3 separate regions of the Homo sapiens genome follow, and all the other regions are linked to region 1. The links are chromatin loops, found by intact Hi-C in ENCODE. Cell type or tissue: CD14-positive monocyte. All regions are shown on one strand. Each heading gives the region's core, and the rest is flanking DNA. Links, peaks and the distances in the headings are about the cores only. Region 1 overlaps MAP3K1 (mitogen-activated protein kinase kinase kinase 1). Region 2 overlaps IL6ST (interleukin 6 cytokine family signal transducer). Region 3 overlaps IL6ST (interleukin 6 cytokine family signal transducer).

The links. Peaks named below come from ENCODE experiments on the same cell type or tissue, not always from the same donor. Only the 100,000 strongest peaks of a DNase experiment are listed, where the experiment ranks them.
Region 2: a loop joins it to region 1, with 4 times the contacts of the local background. A loop is called at or near these places in 4 of 110 quality-filtered maps.
Region 3: a loop joins it to region 1, with 4 times the contacts of the local background. A loop is called at or near these places in 5 of 110 quality-filtered maps.

What each region holds. Positions count from the first base shown.
Region 1 is chr5:56,881,088-56,888,394 of GRCh38, forward strand. It overlaps MAP3K1 (mitogen-activated protein kinase kinase kinase 1), which reads left to right. Exons shown (of 20, transcript NM_005921.2): 13 at 1-185; 14 at 483-1,779; 15 at 2,440-2,592; 16 at 3,577-3,739; 17 at 4,845-4,976; 18 at 6,291-6,433; 19 at 7,139-7,270. Among named protein-coding and RNA genes, the nearest start is that of SETD9, 25 kb to the right of the region's middle. RefSeq lists an enhancer at 1,275-2,474. In CD14-positive monocyte, for the core only: no CTCF peak of the experiment used is centred there; no DNase peak of the experiment used is centred there; H3K27ac peaks cover 1,786 bases.
Region 2 is chr5:55,962,266-55,967,265 of GRCh38, forward strand. IL6ST (interleukin 6 cytokine family signal transducer) reads right to left here. Exons shown (of 17, transcript NM_002184.4): 6 at 1,881-2,047; 7 at 1,087-1,241. Among named protein-coding and RNA genes, the nearest start is that of IL6ST, 30 kb to the right of the region's middle. In CD14-positive monocyte, for the core only: no CTCF peak of the experiment used is centred there; no DNase peak of the experiment used is centred there; H3K27ac peaks cover 122 bases.
Region 3 is chr5:55,952,219-55,957,218 of GRCh38, forward strand. It overlaps IL6ST (interleukin 6 cytokine family signal transducer), which reads right to left. Exons shown (of 17, transcript NM_002184.4): 9 at 4,991-5,000; 10 at 3,807-4,017; 11 at 2,592-2,774; 12 at 32-133. Among named protein-coding and RNA genes, the nearest start is that of IL6ST, 40 kb to the right of the region's middle. In CD14-positive monocyte, for the core only: no CTCF peak of the experiment used is centred there; no DNase peak of the experiment used is centred there.

The DNA of each region.
Region 1 (7,307 bases), core at 1,099-6,098:
ATTGGTATTGGTGGTGTTGATTATGTCTTAAATTGTATTCTTGGAAACCAAACTGAATCAAACAATTGGCAAGAACTTCTTGGCCGCCTTTGTCTTATAGATAGACTGTTGTTGGAATTTCCTGCTGAATTTTATCCTCATATTGTCAGTACTGATGTTTCACAAGCTGAGCCTGTTGAAATCAGGTAATTTTTCTTCTGAAAATGTATTACTTGTATCTTCCTACCCTCCCTACACCCTCCTCAAGAATGACACATTTTAGATTTTTGAAAGACTCAGAGCATGAATAGGTTGCTGATACCTTAATATTTGATTGACATATGAAAACCCAAAGTCTGGGCTCTTTAATTAAAAATTCATAGATACTTTATGCTGAAATGGTTTTTGAAGTATACATGCTGTAAATTACTACCATTTTTTAAGTTTCCATGTATTTTTCAGTAATTGGAACTTATATGGTAATGAATGTTTTTTTCTTTCAGGTATAAGAAGCTGCTGTCCCTCTTAACCTTTGCTTTGCAGTCCATTGATAATTCCCACTCAATGGTTGGCAAACTTTCCAGAAGGATCTACTTGAGTTCTGCAAGAATGGTTACTACAGTACCCCATGTGTTTTCAAAACTGTTAGAAATGCTGAGTGTTTCCAGTTCCACTCACTTCACCAGGATGCGTCGCCGTTTGATGGCTATTGCAGATGAGGTGGAAATTGCCGAAGCCATCCAGTTGGGCGTAGAAGACACTTTGGATGGTCAACAGGACAGCTTCTTGCAGGCATCTGTTCCCAACAACTATCTGGAAACCACAGAGAACAGTTCCCCTGAGTGCACAGTCCATTTAGAGAAAACTGGAAAAGGATTATGTGCTACAAAATTGAGTGCCAGTTCAGAGGACATTTCTGAGAGACTGGCCAGCATTTCAGTAGGACCTTCTAGTTCAACAACAACAACAACAACAACAACAGAGCAACCAAAGCCAATGGTTCAAACAAAAGGCAGACCCCACAGTCAGTGTTTGAACTCCTCTCCTTTATCTCATCATTCCCAATTAATGTTTCCAGCCTTGTCAACCCCTTCTTCTTCTACCCCATCTGTACCAGCTGGCACTGCAACAGATGTCTCTAAGCATAGACTTCAGGGATTCATTCCCTGCAGAATACCTTCTGCATCTCCTCAAACACAGCGCAAGTTTTCTCTACAATTCCACAGAAACTGTCCTGAAAACAAAGACTCAGATAAACTTTCCCCAGTCTTTACTCAGTCAAGACCCTTGCCCTCCAGTAACATACACAGGCCAAAGCCATCTAGACCTACCCCAGGTAATACAAGTAAACAGGGAGATCCCTCAAAAAATAGCATGACACTTGATCTGAACAGTAGTTCCAAATGTGATGACAGCTTTGGCTGTAGCAGCAATAGTAGTAATGCTGTTATACCCAGTGACGAGACAGTGTTCACCCCAGTAGAGGAGAAATGCAGATTAGATGTCAATACAGAGCTCAACTCCAGTATTGAGGACCTTCTTGAAGCATCTATGCCTTCAAGTGATACAACAGTAACTTTTAAGTCAGAAGTTGCTGTCCTGTCTCCTGAAAAGGCTGAAAATGATGATACCTACAAAGATGATGTGAATCATAATCAAAAGTGCAAAGAGAAGATGGAAGCTGAAGAAGAAGAAGCTTTAGCAATTGCCATGGCAATGTCAGCGTCTCAGGATGCCCTCCCCATAGTTCCTCAGCTGCAGGTTGAAAATGGAGAAGATATCATCATTATTCAACAGGATGTAAGTATAGATTCTTTAAGAGGTTAGAAAACTTCCTTGGGGCTGGGCACAGTGACTCATACCTGGAATTCCAGCACTTGGGGAGGCTGAGGCCGAAGGATTGCTTGAGCACAGGAGTTCGAAACTAGCCTGGTCAACAAAGCAAGACCCTGTCTCTACAAAAAATTTTAAAAATTAGCCAGGCATGATAGTGTACACCTGGGGTCCCAGCTACTCAGGAAGCTGAGGTGGGGAGGGTCACTTGAACCTGGGAGTTTGAGGCTACAGTGAGCTGTGATTACACCATTGTACTCTAGCCTGAATGACAGAGCAAGACACTGTCTCACAGAGAGCTTCCTTGGACCATACTAAAATAAACCTAATTCAGAAATGCTGCTTCTAACATTCAGAAGCAGAGTTTTCCACATAAAATTATTACTTATACAACAATAATGTTTGTACTGTTTAAACAGCAATAATTCTTGCCTATGGGCATTTCCGGTTAATTGTATAATGGTGATTACTTTTGCATTTGCTGTCGGTCACAAATACCTTCCATTCAGAGGTCACATTTATAGGTGGTTTGGGAAGCCAGACTGAATAAGAATAATATCTTGCAGACTAATTTCACAAAATCTTACTCCTTTAACAGTAAAAAGATTGCTTTCGTTTAATATGTAGACACCAGAGACTCTACCAGGACATACCAAAGCAAAACAACCGTATAGAGAAGACACTGAATGGCTGAAAGGTCAACAGATAGGCCTTGGAGCATTTTCTTCTTGTTATCAGGCTCAAGATGTGGGAACTGGAACTTTAATGGCTGTTAAACAGGTAAATATCTAGTGAGCATATAAATGAAATGACTCAAATCACAAAATGAAGCATGTTCAGTAAAAAGAATAAAGGATATGTCCACGTGTGTGTACTTTAGTTCTTTAAACTTTGAGAAACTTAGTTTCAAAGTAGATGTTTCTAAAGCACCAGAAACATCATGAATTCTGTTATTGTTAAAAGTTGAGGCCACGCGTGGTGGCTCACACCTGTAATCCCAGCACTTTGGGAGGCCAAGGTGGTTGGATCATTTGAGGCCAGGAGTTCAAGACCAGCCTGGCCAGCATGGTGAAACCCTACCTCTACTAAAAATACAAAAATCGGCCGGGCAGGGTGGTAGGCACCTGTAGTCCCAGCTACTCAGGAGGCTGAGACAGAAGAATTGCTTGAACTCAGGAGGTAGAGGTTGCAGTGAGCCGAGATCGCACCACTGTACTCCAGCCTGAGCAACAGAGCAAGACTGTCTCAAAAAAAAATAAATAAAAGTTGAAGTATGATTATTGTAAGACTACAATATCAAGATGGGCCTTACAAAGGTTTTTTTGGTTTTGCTTTTTGTAGGTAGTAGAGGTGGTTTTCAGGTACTTCTTTCAACAGTGTACTTGTGCGGTGCCATCTTGGGGTTTCAGTGGTTTACTTTTTATTATAACGAGCATACTTAATCAGGATAGGAAAATTATTAAACTTTCATTTTTAAATCATGTTGATTCTTCTCCCATATTTGGGCTTTTCTCATCTTTACTCTGAGACTATTGGAATATTGACTATATCCCAATATTTTTGTCATTTTTCTGATGTTTACTGCTGCTTAAGCTAGATTCTTAGTGTTTAAAAGAGTTTGACTTGGGTTTGTTTAAAGTACATTGCATCCATAAGCATAAATGCCATCTGTTGCTAATAAAGTGCTAGTTTGCATTTGTTCATTTTAGATCAGATTGCTAGTGAAAATATGCAAAACTTTGTGAACGTGTTTATTTGAAACAGGTGACTTATGTCAGAAACACATCTTCTGAGCAAGAAGAAGTAGTAGAAGCACTAAGAGAAGAGATAAGAATGATGAGCCATCTGAATCATCCAAACATCATTAGGATGTTGGGAGCCACGTGTGAGAAGAGCAATTACAATCTCTTCATTGAATGGATGGCAGGTATGTTAATGTTTTAAATTACAAAATAGTAGTACGTGGATTTAACTTTCTGCAATTTAGGAAAAACCAGTTTAATTAAAATTTATTTCTATCAAATAGTTTGGGTTTCTAAAAACAAATCACCCCAATATATTAGTATGAACCACAAATACTTCGTTTTGTATTTCATTTACTATAAATGAAATATTGACTACCTCTACCTTTTAAATTTTTCCAGTGTGTTTTTAAATGATTGTGTAGCATTGTTGTTTTTAATACTTGATATGTATAAGATATGTATATTTCCAGGTAGCCATGATAAATTGGACAGATGAGGAAGTGTTTTAACATAACAATATACAAACAAAATTAACATATAACTTGAAAACTTACTACAAGTAAACTAGCACTGAAGCATAAAGTTGAACCTTGTCATCTGCTGAAATAAATGAAGACTGAGTTTTATTTTGTATTATACAATGTATACAATAAAATTAATGACCTGATGTGATGAACAGATTGTTTGGTTTAACTTCTTAGATTTGTGTGTGTATTTAAGAGTGCATTTCTCTTTACCAGTCAGTTCTTAAGTATGTTATCTGTTGGTTGGTCTTAATAAAGATTTACACTACAGTAGATAGGTTGACTACTATAAACACTTTTAAAAGCGGCTAAATTTGAGACATGTTCCAGGTCAGAGCTAGTAAATGGTAGAATATGACGCCTAACTCTGGGTTTTCTGTTCCTCCTCCCATTCTTTCCACCTTTTACTACATAATATGTTAACATTGTTTACTTTAGTCATTAATAAAGTTGTTTTGTGTATTTTGAGAAGACAGAGAATTGAATTGTACATTTCAGAAATAGTTTAATCCGAAATTGTTAACTTTTACAGCTTTCTGAAATCTTGACTCTCCAATAAACTGGTTTCCCTGTGGGTTCTGTGAAAATGTCTCCTAATTAGTAGGTTTTTGAGATGATACAGGAATATGTTAGTTTTGAAATGTTTTTCTTCTGTTTCAGATGTGAATGTGAGTTCATGCAGTGAAAACTTTAGAAACCAAAGTGTAATAAATACTTTTAATTCTGTCTTAAGTTTATGATAATTATTTCTATTGTCTTATAGGGGGATCGGTGGCTCATTTGCTGAGTAAATATGGAGCCTTCAAAGAATCAGTAGTTATTAACTACACTGAACAGTTACTCCGTGGCCTTTCGTATCTCCATGAAAACCAAATCATTCACAGAGATGTCAAAGGTGAGAATTCTTCTAATTATTATCTAGTGACAATAAAAAAATTAATTTTAAAATTTGGGGCCAGGCACAGTGGCTCACACCTGTAATCCCAGTACTTTGGGAGGTGAAGGCAGGTGGATCACTTGAGGTCAGGAGCTCGAGACCAGCCAGGCCAACATGGTGAAACCCTGTCTCTACTAAAAATACAAAAATTAACAGGGTAAGGTGGCGCATGCCTGTAATCCTGGCTATTTGGGAGGCTGAGACAGGAGAATTGCTTGAACCCGGAAGGCAGAGGTTGAAGTGAGCTGAGATCACACCACTGCACTCTAGCCTGGGTGACAGAGTGAGACTCTGTCTCAAAGAAGAACAAAAAAATGGACCTTTGTTGATAGTTTCTAACAGTGGGATTTTTTTCTCTGAGTAATTCAGAATATTAGAACTGAAATGAGCCTTAGGGATCATTTAATCTGCCTTCCTCGTTTAATAGAAAAGTACATTGAATACAAGAGAGGCTGTGCCTTTTCTACAGTTTTATTGCTAGTTAATGGCAGAAAGTATACAACACAGGTCTCCAGATTCCCTGTCTTGGCCTCATGATACGCTGACTCCCAGAAAGTTCCTTTTCCTGGTTTTATTTTGAATAATTGGGATATTGGGATATCATCAACTTCTTTTAAGAAAAATTCCTTCAAATCCTTTGTAGGTCCCATTATTTTCCTTATCCTTTTCTTTTTTTTGGAGACAGGTTCTCTGTCACTCAGGCTGGAGTGTAGTGTTGCAAACTTGGCACACTGTAACTCATTTCCTGGGCTCAAGTGATCCTCCCACCTCAGCCTCCCAAGTAGCTAGGACAACAGGTGTGCACCACCATGCCTGGCTAATTTTTTATATTTTTTGTAGAGATGGGGTTTTGCCATGTTGCCCCCAGGCTGGTCTTGAACTCCTGGGCTCAAGCGACCCGCTTGCCTCAGCCTCCCACAGTGCTGAGATTACAGGCGTCAGCCACCGTACCTGGCCTCAGTTTATTTTTCTCAAGAGCAAATTTGGTTTTCTGTCATTAGTCTTTTTAGCTAGTATTTGACATAATGTGTTGAAGTAATTTTATAACTTTTTAAATTAAGCTCTAATTATGAATTTAGCGTACGCTAGAGAGAGCTGTGTGCCTTTAGCAAGAATGAAGTGAAAGGAAAAGAGAATAACTGTTTGCACCTCTGACATGTAGTTCACTTCTTTCTTTTGTCATTGTCCTAGTTCATTAGTATTGTACTGGGCTTTTATCTGTCCTTATTTTTGTTTTTAACATACAAGGTCATTTGCTGTGTTTGTTGACAGGTGCCAATTTGCTAATTGACAGCACTGGTCAGAGACTAAGAATTGCAGATTTTGGAGCTGCAGCCAGGTTGGCATCAAAAGGAACTGGTGCAGGAGAGTTTCAGGGACAATTACTGGGGACAATTGCATTTATGGCACCTGAGGTGAGAAGCATCTTTGAGTGTGATGACAGAAAATATTTTGGAATTCTGTGTAACAGCATTATACTAAATTATCTTGCAGTGGTATCCAGTATGTACTTACCAACTAGAAGTCCGTGGCCCTTAAAATACGGTTTTAATAATATCTTTCAGACCCTTATTCTCGACCTTTCTTTGCCTTGGCAATATTCAAAAAACAGGTTTTAATAGATTTACTTAACGGCTGTTACTAATAAAGAATTCTGGGGTAATTTATAGCAGTTGTTTTGTAATAAACTCAAAGTGCACATAAGAAATTTTTAAAAATATTCTCTCTCTATTCTAAAAGGAGATGAGCATACAGAGGCAGCTCCTGTCTGTAGTGGAAGGAGTTTAAGCATTGTTCTTCTGACTCAGCTTCTTCTGTCGTGTTCATAATTCTTCATGTTCATATGTAGTAATGATCTGTTGTCCTCTTGCCACATAGTTTGCTAAGAGCAAAATTCTGTGATGGGACTCTGCTTCAGAATCTCACAATTCTCCAAAATATTTTTGTGCTACCTGGAAAATTAAGCTCATTAATGAAATAAATTAGATATTAGGTAGTCCACAGAATTCCTGTTTGTACCAGTTTTCTCCCTAAAGTAAGGAAGTAGAATCTATAACTACAAAATGGCCTTCTCTTTTTCAAATGAGTCCTATTTCCAAATTAACTCTGATTTATTTTAGGTACTAAGAGGTCAACAGTATGGAAGGAGCTGTGATGTATGGAGTGTTGGCTGTGCTATTATAGAAATGGCTTGTGCAAAACCACCATGGAATGCAGAAAAACACTCCAATCATCTTGCTTTGATATTTAAGGTAATTGTGAGATAAAAATTACTTCTTTGTGCTAAAA
Region 2 (5,000 bases), core at 1-5,000, 920 kb before region 1:
AGTGGGGTAAGGAGAGAAGTAGTAAAGTCATTAGCCCAATTCCCTAACAAGCTCACTGTGACCAGAGCAACAAAAGCAAAGACATACTGTTTGTGATAAATGGAATCAAAACAGAGAAGAGTATGGATAGCTGAATGCTATGGTGATAGCCTTTTTAAAAGCTCCAAGTATTTCTTTTGCTGGTAGCATCATCTTTGGGTATACTATCATTTTCAGTCTTACAAGCTCCCTATCAATCCCTTCCTCTACCTCAGTGGTTGGCAAACTTTCTATAAAAAGGTAGATAAAATATTTACTAATATTTTAGGCTTGTGGGCCAGAGACTCTTTTTGCAACTACTCAACTCTTCCACTGTAGAATAGAGACAATATGTAAAGAAATGAGTGTGGCTGTGTTCCAGTAAAACTTTATTTACAAAAACAAGTCACAGGCTGATTTTGGTGGACTGCAGCACACCAATCCCTACACTAGCTACCTTATCCTTATAATCTCTTTATTTTTGCTCCTCTACTTAATTTGCTTTATTACTTGTATTCTTTGTAACACCCATCAAAAATGCCATTTCTAGGCTGGTAGTGGTAGCTCACATCTGTAATCCCAGCATTTTGGGAGGCCAAGGTAGGAGAATCGCTTAAGGCCAGGAGTTTGAGACCATCCTGGGCAACACGGCGAGACTCCATCTCCACAAAAAATAATAATAATTTTAAAAAGCCAGGTGTGGTGGTGCACACCTGTAGTGAGACTAAGGCAGGAGGATCACTTAAGCTCGAGTTCAAAATTGCAGTGAGCCAGCGGCCTGGGCAAATGGAGACCCTGTCTCTAGAAGAAAAAAAAAAAAAAGCCATTTCCTATCACCCTATATCATTTTCATGTTTTACTTAAAGGCTACTGTATTTAGCAAAGCTGTATTTTCTATCTGGATATCTTCCTGATTCCCCTTGTTTGAAATAACAACCCAGAAGAGGTTATCAAGCAAAATATTTCACATAACCAGAAACTTAAAGACATTTAGAAAATGACTGAAACTTTTTAAGATTAGAGGGTTGAAAGAAGGACTATTTGAATAAACGGTAACTTTCAATTTACCTGGCTCCAAGTTGAGGCATCTTTGGTCCTATATTGAATGTTATATTTTAGTATTATAACACTCTTAATACTTGGGTTGGTCCATGTCAATTTTAAGATACTAGACAGTTCCTCTGAGTTGATCACTGATAAATTATGTGGCGGATTGGGCTTCACTGAAAAATAAAATAAATCCTAAGGTTTATTATGTTTTCCAATTTCATATACAAACTCAAATATACTCTTTATATTGTCCTTCCTTTATTTTACAATAATTTATCCTTACCAAATGAACTAATTTCTCTGAAAATTATGCTATGCTATATACCTTATAATGGAAAAAAAAAGATTTCTAAAGAATCTTCAGTTCTCCTTGTTAATTTACATTTGTTAATCTCTTCAGGTTCATATGTCAAAAGACAAATATTTATGATATCAAATTTTTAAAAAAGAATAAAAATGGAACATACATACTGTAATTACAATGGTGTAAGATGTTTGAGAACAGAAAACATTCAAAGTGAAAACAGCTGTTAAGTGTGGTTGGATTATGGATATTTTTCTTTTTCCAAATTCTATTTGATATTATTGATAAAATGACTTCATAAAAATCACTAAGATAAATGCTTGTTTCTACATTAATTAAAATCTAAAATCTACATTAATTAAAATCTAAAAAAGTAAAATCTAAAAACTACATTAATTAAAATCTAAAAATCTACATTAAAATCTTAAAAAATCTAAATATAAAAACTACTTTAATTTGTAAACGACTACAGTGTCAAATAAACTCTCAAATTCAGGTTTATAACTACCTTTATATACAGGATCAAAATTGATATGATCTGATGTAACCTTCCCAAGGGCATTCTCTGCTTCTACCCAGACTTCAATGTTGACAAAATACACAGTAGAATAATCAACAGTGCATGAGGTGGGGGTGTCACGTTTTGCTTTGCAATCAGCAAACTTGTGTGTTGCCCTAAATACAAAAAATTGAAGAATCAGTCATTAAAAACACATCTGAAAAAATTAGAGTGAAAAAAATTACTTGCAAAGAGTTTGATGAGACCTAGATTGTTGTAGCAAACTTTGCAATATAACTGCTGGTCACTAACAAAATTTCTTAAAAATAAACCTTTCTTTAAAATTAACTTTGATCTATATCTTAAAACATAAAATTATTTTCAAATTTGTAGTCTAAAAATATTGTGCTTTAAAATTTTATGCTCCATCCCCACTTACTCCTCTCCAAAAATTATCTATTTCCTTGTGATCCCAGTGCTGTTTTTTCTTTTTCCTAAAACAGAACCCTTACTGTACCACAAATTTCTTTAAGCACAATATGCTAGAAGGTGACAGGAGGTTAGGGGTAAGAATTTCTATTACCCCTTAGCCTTTAGTCTTAGGGCTAAAATCTCTTAGCCTCTTTCTAGTCAAACTTAGGCAACTACTTTCTGATTTCTATCACCATGGAAAGTTTCAAGTAATATTACTATATTTATTTACAATTATATAAATTATGCCTCAATTAAAAATATTCATATACAACACTGTTTTTAAAAATAGGATAAACCAAACCCCAAATTGAACCAAAACAAAAATGGTTAGCCTCTAAGGAGAAGGAAATAAGGTAGAGGATTCAGGAATAGAATATAGACTTTTCTGAACAAGCCTTAATACTATTAATAGATTTGACTTTTTGGATTGTTTTATATAATTATTAAGAAAAATTCCTAAAAATTAAAAGCAAAATGAAACATATGAACTTGTGTACTGAGTATGTAGTATAACCACATAGAAAAGAACTATTCCAAGTAACATTAAAACACAGTAATCTGACTATTACACATCCTTCACAGAGAAAAACAATCTTAAAATCATTCTTGGTAATCATTTTGTTGGTGCTAATACTGTTGTTATTATTCTGCAGCTGCTGTATTAACCGTAGGATAAAGCAAATGAATAATTATGTTAGTGTTGTTGTCAACTATGTTTTTCAGTTCATAAGAAAGAAGATGTAGACGTCAGGTAAATATAATTATGTAAAAACCTATAGCCCTAATTTTAAACTGAAAATATCAGTATGAATTTGTATTTTTAAAAGATAGTATTATATCTCAAACCACAAAACATGTCCTAGCTCTTTCGACTGAAAAAATCTAAAAAATCTAAAAACTATGACAAACCAGTAGTGATGAATTCCTGTAGCACCCAGATTGTAGTCTGTAAATATTATTTCACACTAAATGAAACCAGAGAGTTTTGGGAAAAGGTTGATTCCAGGTCTGGGTGAGGAAATACATGATGACCCTGTAAAAGCATGTTATATCAGAGAGCTATCAAAGGCTAAGGAAGTTGTGTCAAGACGATGAATGAGCCGGGCGGGGTGGTGGGTGCCTATAATCCCAGCCACTCGGGAGGCAGTGAGCCGAGATCACGCCACTTCACTACAGCCTGGTCAAAAGAGCAAAACTCTGTCTCAAAAAAAAAAAAAAAAAAGGATGAATGAGCCAATTTGAGTAAACTGCCACTGATCAAAGATGGGACAATCCATAATGAGTTAAAACATATCAAATATGTTTAAATATAAATTTATAATGAGAAAGAAAAGCCCTCATTATTCTACCTTTGGAGGATACTAGGGAATCAACTAATTATAAAACTGGTAATTAAGGAAAAATATTAAACCTATCTTGCTTCTCCTATCTGAACTGTACTTCAGGGTAAACCACAGTTGATAAAGGCAAGTTTTTCTTTAAGTATTTCAGCTAAAACAAAACACAGAATACCATAGTTTTGTAATTTATATACAAATTATAATCACTGATGACTGCTCAAAGCTGTAAGGGAAATACTAGTGGGAAAACAACATGATTAAATTTCGGAAACATTCTGTTGAGTTATAAAACTTTTCACAGAAGAGTATATACTATATAATCCCATTTATATGAGACATTCTGTAACAGGAAAAAATAATCTATGGTGAAGAATATCAGACAGGTAGTTGCTCATGGGGTGGGGCACTTGCTGGGATTGACTGAAGGAGCAGGAAGGAACTTTTTAGGTGTGTTAGTCATGTTCTATGTCTTGATACTGATTGAGTTACACAGGTGTCTGTACTTGTCAAAACTCACTGAATGATACACTAAGATTTGTGTTTTCACTATATGTAAATTTTATTTAAAAACATAATACTGAACTCTAGTTCATGTAAATACTGAAGTGATTAAGAATGAGGTATATTAATGACTGTAACTCACTATGAAATACTGAAGTGATTAAGGGTGAGGTATATTAATGACTGCAACTCACTATGAAATACATAAAAAAGAGATAGATTGAGAGATGGAGAGAAGGATGCATAGATAAATAGGTGATAAAGCAAAGATAGTAAAATGTTAATTGTAGAATCTAGGGTATGCAAGAGTGTTCACTGTAAAACTCTTTCAACTTTTCTGTTTGGAAAAAACAAATGGGAAACTTAGTAAATAAAGGAATAAGGCTGACAACACCCGAAACCACTGCTCAATCTTAGTATCAGAAAAAAGAAAAACAGTGAAACATTATCTGGTCTTTCCTGACAGAAGTACACATCACTCCTACAAAATATTTTTTTGGGGAAAAAAAAAAAATCAAACCCAAATCTGATGAAATCTGTAGATCTAAAAGCAATTTTTTGGAAAGAAAAAGACAAGGGGGCCAGGCGCGGTGGCCACGTCTATCATCTAAGCACTCTGGGAGGCAGAGGCAGCCAGATCACGAGGTCAGGAGTTCAAGACCAGCCTGACCAACATGGTGAAACCCTCTCTATTAAAAATAGAAAAAAATTAGCTGGGCATGGTGGCACATGCCTGTAATCCCAGCTACTCAGGAGGCTGAGGCAGGAGAATTGCTTGAACCTGGGAAGCGGAGGTTGCAGTGAGCAGAGATCA
Region 3 (5,000 bases), core at 1-5,000, 930 kb before region 1:
TTTTTTTTCAAAGAAGTGAGTTTGGACTTACGAGCTTGTTTAAGGTATGCCTTTATGGATTCAGGGCTTCCTGGTCCATCAGCATATACTGGAGTAACTGTTATCAAATAGCATTTGCTCTCTGCTAAGTTCCCTAAAGCAAGAATAGCAGATTAAGCATGTTTTTCCATAATGAAAAAGTCAAGTTAATACCGTAATTTATTTTTACATTATAATTTCATGACCACTTAATTTTCTTTTAAAACTGCAGTTTTCTAAGTAAGCATTGTCTTTTGTGTACTGGATTCAAGCTTAATCAGGTAAAACTGTCTGTAAAAGTATTGCCAATGCAGTGGATAAAAAATACATTGTTAAGAACAATGATGGTATTTACATTTAGAATTTATAAAACAATGATCTCAAATTACTCTGGATTTTATAGAGTCTGACAATTTTTGTATGTCTTACCTACAAGAGAGAACAGCCTAAGGAGCAAGACGACTAAAGCAGTAAGACCTAGGGGAAAGCACTAACGGTCCTAGTTTGCGAGTTGGAAAAAAGGGTATCTTAAAAAATTTCCTCGGCCAGGCGCTGTGGCTCACGTCTGTAATCCCAGCACTTTGGGAGGTTAAGGTGGGAGGATCACTTGAGGTTAGGAGTTTGAGACCAGCATGGCCAACATGGTGAAACCCCCCTTTACTGAAAATACAAAAATTAGCTGGGCATGGTGGTGGGCACCTGTAGTCCCAGATGCTTGGGAGGCTGTGGCAGGAGAATCACTTGAACCCAGGAGGCGGAGCTTGCAGTGAGCCGAGATCGCACCACTGCACTCCAGCCTGGGCGACAGAGTGAGACTCTGTCTCAAAAAAACAAAAACCAAAACAAACTTCCTTTATTTTTATCTTTTTTAGCATGCACCACTAAAATTTTTCTTATTTATACAGTATATTATCTGTACATATTAGAAAATGTTTTATTGAAATTTATACCTTCAATAAGAATGTATATTCCTTAACTATTACTCATGAAGTTACATGCTCCTTTACCTTCTTAAACAGATTTTACCTTTTCTTAATGATTCAATATTACCAAAAAATGAACAATTTTTATATTCTACTCTAATGTGATGCTTTCAGGGTTACTGAGCAACATACGACTACCTACCCAAACTTAATGTCTCCACAACTTATGCTAGCTTCTATTTTTTTTGAGATGGAGTTTCGTTCTTGTTGTTCAGGCTGGAGTGCAATGGCATGATCTTGGCTCACTGCAACCTCCGCCTCCCGGGTTCAAGAGATTCTCCAGCCTCAGCCTCCCAAATGGCTGGGATTACAGGCATGTGCCACCACGCCTAGCTGATTTTGTTTTAGTAGAGACGGAGTTTATCCACATTGGTCAGGCTGGTCTCGAACTCCCGACCTCAGGTGATTTGCCCGCCTCAGCCTCCCAAAGTGCTGGAATTACAGGCGTGAGCCACCGCATCGGCTGCTGCTTTAAAAAGTTTCTATTGGCTCTGAGCAGTGGTTCACGCCTGTAATACCAGCACTTTGGGAGTTTGAGGTAAAAGAATCGCTTGAGGCCAGGTGTTGGAGATCAGCCTTTGCAACACAGTGAGATTCCCTCTCTACAAAAAAATAAAATTAGCTGAGTGTGGCAGCATGTGCCTGTAGTCCCAGATACTCCAGAGGATGAGGCAGAAGGGTCACTTCAGCCTGGGAGTTGAAGGCTGCAGTCAGCCATGATCATGCCACCATACTCTAGCCTAGGCAACAGAGTGAGACCCTGTATTTATTTTTTTTTAAGAAGTTTCTATAGTTATTTCCAGCCTGTTTCAGGACTTCCTAAGCTCCACCATGTTTTTAATTTGATAAAGTCAGTAAACTAGATAACCAAGCTTATTAAAACTGTACACTAATAACATGTAAGTCCAAACAGCCTGTATTATGACTAAAGCTCAAAAACTTTATGGCAGGAATCTCTCTGCTTAGGGCTTTTCTCTAATTAACCATATTATTCACAGCTGAATTCTAATTATTAATTATCAACAAAAGACTATAAACTGAGTTTTTTTCTCTTCAAAGTTGTTGTATCACTTTATAACCACTTAAGCAGCACCATAACACACAGACTGGAGCGCTACGATTCATTACTTCTGTCCTTTGTTACTACTTCCAATTGAAAGACATAAGGAAATCTGAGTTCTAGTTCTGCTTCCTCTATCTGATGGTTCTAAGACATTACACAAGTCATCCAGATGCTCTAGGAAACTATTTTCTCATGTGAAGGATGAGGTACAGAGAACATATAACTAATCAGCAGCAAAGGTTGGACTCTTATATTTCTCTATACTCTATAGTTTTAGGAGTTTTCCCTTGACGATAAAATCATATTGGGGTACAAAAAGAAGAAAGTATTAACCCCACTCTGTTCATAAAGAGACTGTAATTCAGAGAGGTTAAGTATGACTTGCTGAAAGTCACACATCTAGTAAGTAGTGAGGCTATGATAAATTGGAAGTCGTTTCAACGGACCAAAACACTATAAGCAAAAGAAAAAGCTGCCTAAAGAGTTAGAAAAAGGATATCAATTTAGATGTTTCTAGCCAGGTATACCTCTTAAATAGGTGCGATGCACGGTACCATCTTCTTGTTGCCAGTCTGTGATACAGGGTGCTTTATCTGATAACACACACCACTCAAGTATATATTTCTTTACAGATTCCCTTGGAGTAGTCCATTCCACCCAAAGCATGTTATCTTTGGGGAATGCTTTAAGATCCATTACAGGGTGAGTAGCTTTAAAACAAAGTTTGAATATTGAAATAATAAATATTAACAAATTTGAAATTTCCATATTTTACAGTCATTTCCAAAACATGTGATTTATCAATTTTTGTAGCATATACTTCCTTGCCTAAAAGCACTTTATTATAACTTACAGGTAAAGTAGTCAATTTTTAAACTTAGATTTTGCTTCCCCGCTGGGCACTGTGGCTCATTCCTGTAATTCCAACATTTTACGAGGCCAAGGCAGGTGGATCACTTGACATCAGGAGTTCGAAACCAGCCTGGCCAACACGGTGAAACCCCGTCTCTACTAAAAATACAAAATTAGCCAGGCATTGTGGTGCGTGCCTTTAATTCCAGCTACTTGGGAGGCTGGTGCACAAGAATCGCTTGAAGCCAGGAGGCAGAGGCTGAGATCGTGCCATTGCACTCCAGCCTAGGCGACAGAGCAAGACTGTCTCAAAAAGAAAAAAAAAAATTTGCTTTCCCTAAATTCTTCAAATGCTTTCGGTTTGTAATTGCAATTTTTCTTCTTTGAAAGCTACGAATAAAGCTACAGATAAACGTTTCAGTCATATGTATACAAAGTTCTCAAAATCTTGAAATAATATTTTAAAAACCAGGTAAGTAATCAGAATATGCTTAAATGAATGAAGTAGCTTACTGTGAAGTTTAAGTGAGCATGTAGTGATGGAAATGTTCTTGCATCCTGATGAAATTTGTCTGCTGACTGATTCCTAAAAATGCGATCACTAGCTGGGTTTGGTGGCATATGCCTGTTAATCCCAGCACTTTGGGAGGCCAGGGGAGATCGCTTGAGCTCAGGAGTTCGAGACCAGCCTGAGCAACCTGGCGAGACCCAGTCTCTGAAAAAAAGAAAATCATTATTTATAAAATTTAAAAAATTAAAAAATAAACAAGTGATTATCCCTGATACTGAGGAGACAGTCTTAGATAACTTGTGTTTTTTATGGGAGCCCTGTCCATACCTAACCACCATTTTTCCACCCAAGAGTCAGGCTCCATCTCACAGATACAAACCTTGAAAGTCACAGGCAGGGATAGTTAAAACAGCTGCATCTGATTTGCCAACAAGATTTCTTACTGTTAGGGTTGCTAGATAGCGATCATTTGTGAGATTTACTGTCAGTTTTGTGGCATTAACTGTGTAATTTTGTAAATGTGATTTCCATCTTGTGAGAGTCACTTCATAATCCAAGATTTTTCCATTGGCTTCAAAAGGAGGCAATGTCTGTAATAAAATAGTTTATTTTTAAAAATAATCTCATAAATCTTGAATAAAAAATCAGTTTTTCTTCATATTCACAAATCATGCCATTATGTCAAATCTCTAAATATTTAACTGGAAAGGATTCACAATCTCCATTTTAAATTTGGTTCTAAAATAAAACTAGTACATACTAAATGAAGAGTAAAAGCATGACCTCAACTAAAAAAGGGTAAGTAGCATCATTCCGTTAGCTTTTGGTTCTGTATCAATTCTGCACTGTGGCTATGTAGGTCTAAATTATTTATTTTATGCTTGAGTATTTTTCTACCTTCTTTTTTAGTATGATCTACTCATGCACTTACCAGCATACATTTTGATTATCACAAACTTTTATTATTTTCTGAGTTACTCTGGAAAATTCCAAAGTACAAAAACAACATTCCTCTTCTTATAGAACTTATACTTTCACAGAACTGTACTTAAATACCTATAAGGTATTATTTGTAGTTTATGAACCTGACTTCTATATAATATTAATACATATAAAGCATTACCTTTCTATTTAGTAAAAATAGTAATCAAATGCTTTGCTATTAAAATGAATAAAAATTTATCTATTTAAAAGACCTCCATTCATAATACCATACAAAATGTATTTATAAGGGCTGGGCGCGGTGGCTCATGCCTGTAATCCCAGTACTTTGGGAGGCCGAGGCAGGCAGAACATGAGGTCAAGAGATCAAGATCATCCTGGCCACCGTGGTGAAACCCTGTCTCTGCTAAAAATACAAAAATTAGCGGGGCGTGGTGGCGCACACCTGTAGTCCCAGCTACTCAGGAGGCTGAGGCAGGAGAATCACTTGAACCTGGGAGGCAGAGGTTGCAGTGAGCCAAGATCACGCCACTACACTCCTGCCTGGCAATGGAGCGAGACTCGGTTTCAAAAAAAAAAAAAAAGATTTATAAGAGATAAAATATAAATGTGATTTTTTACCTTCCACACG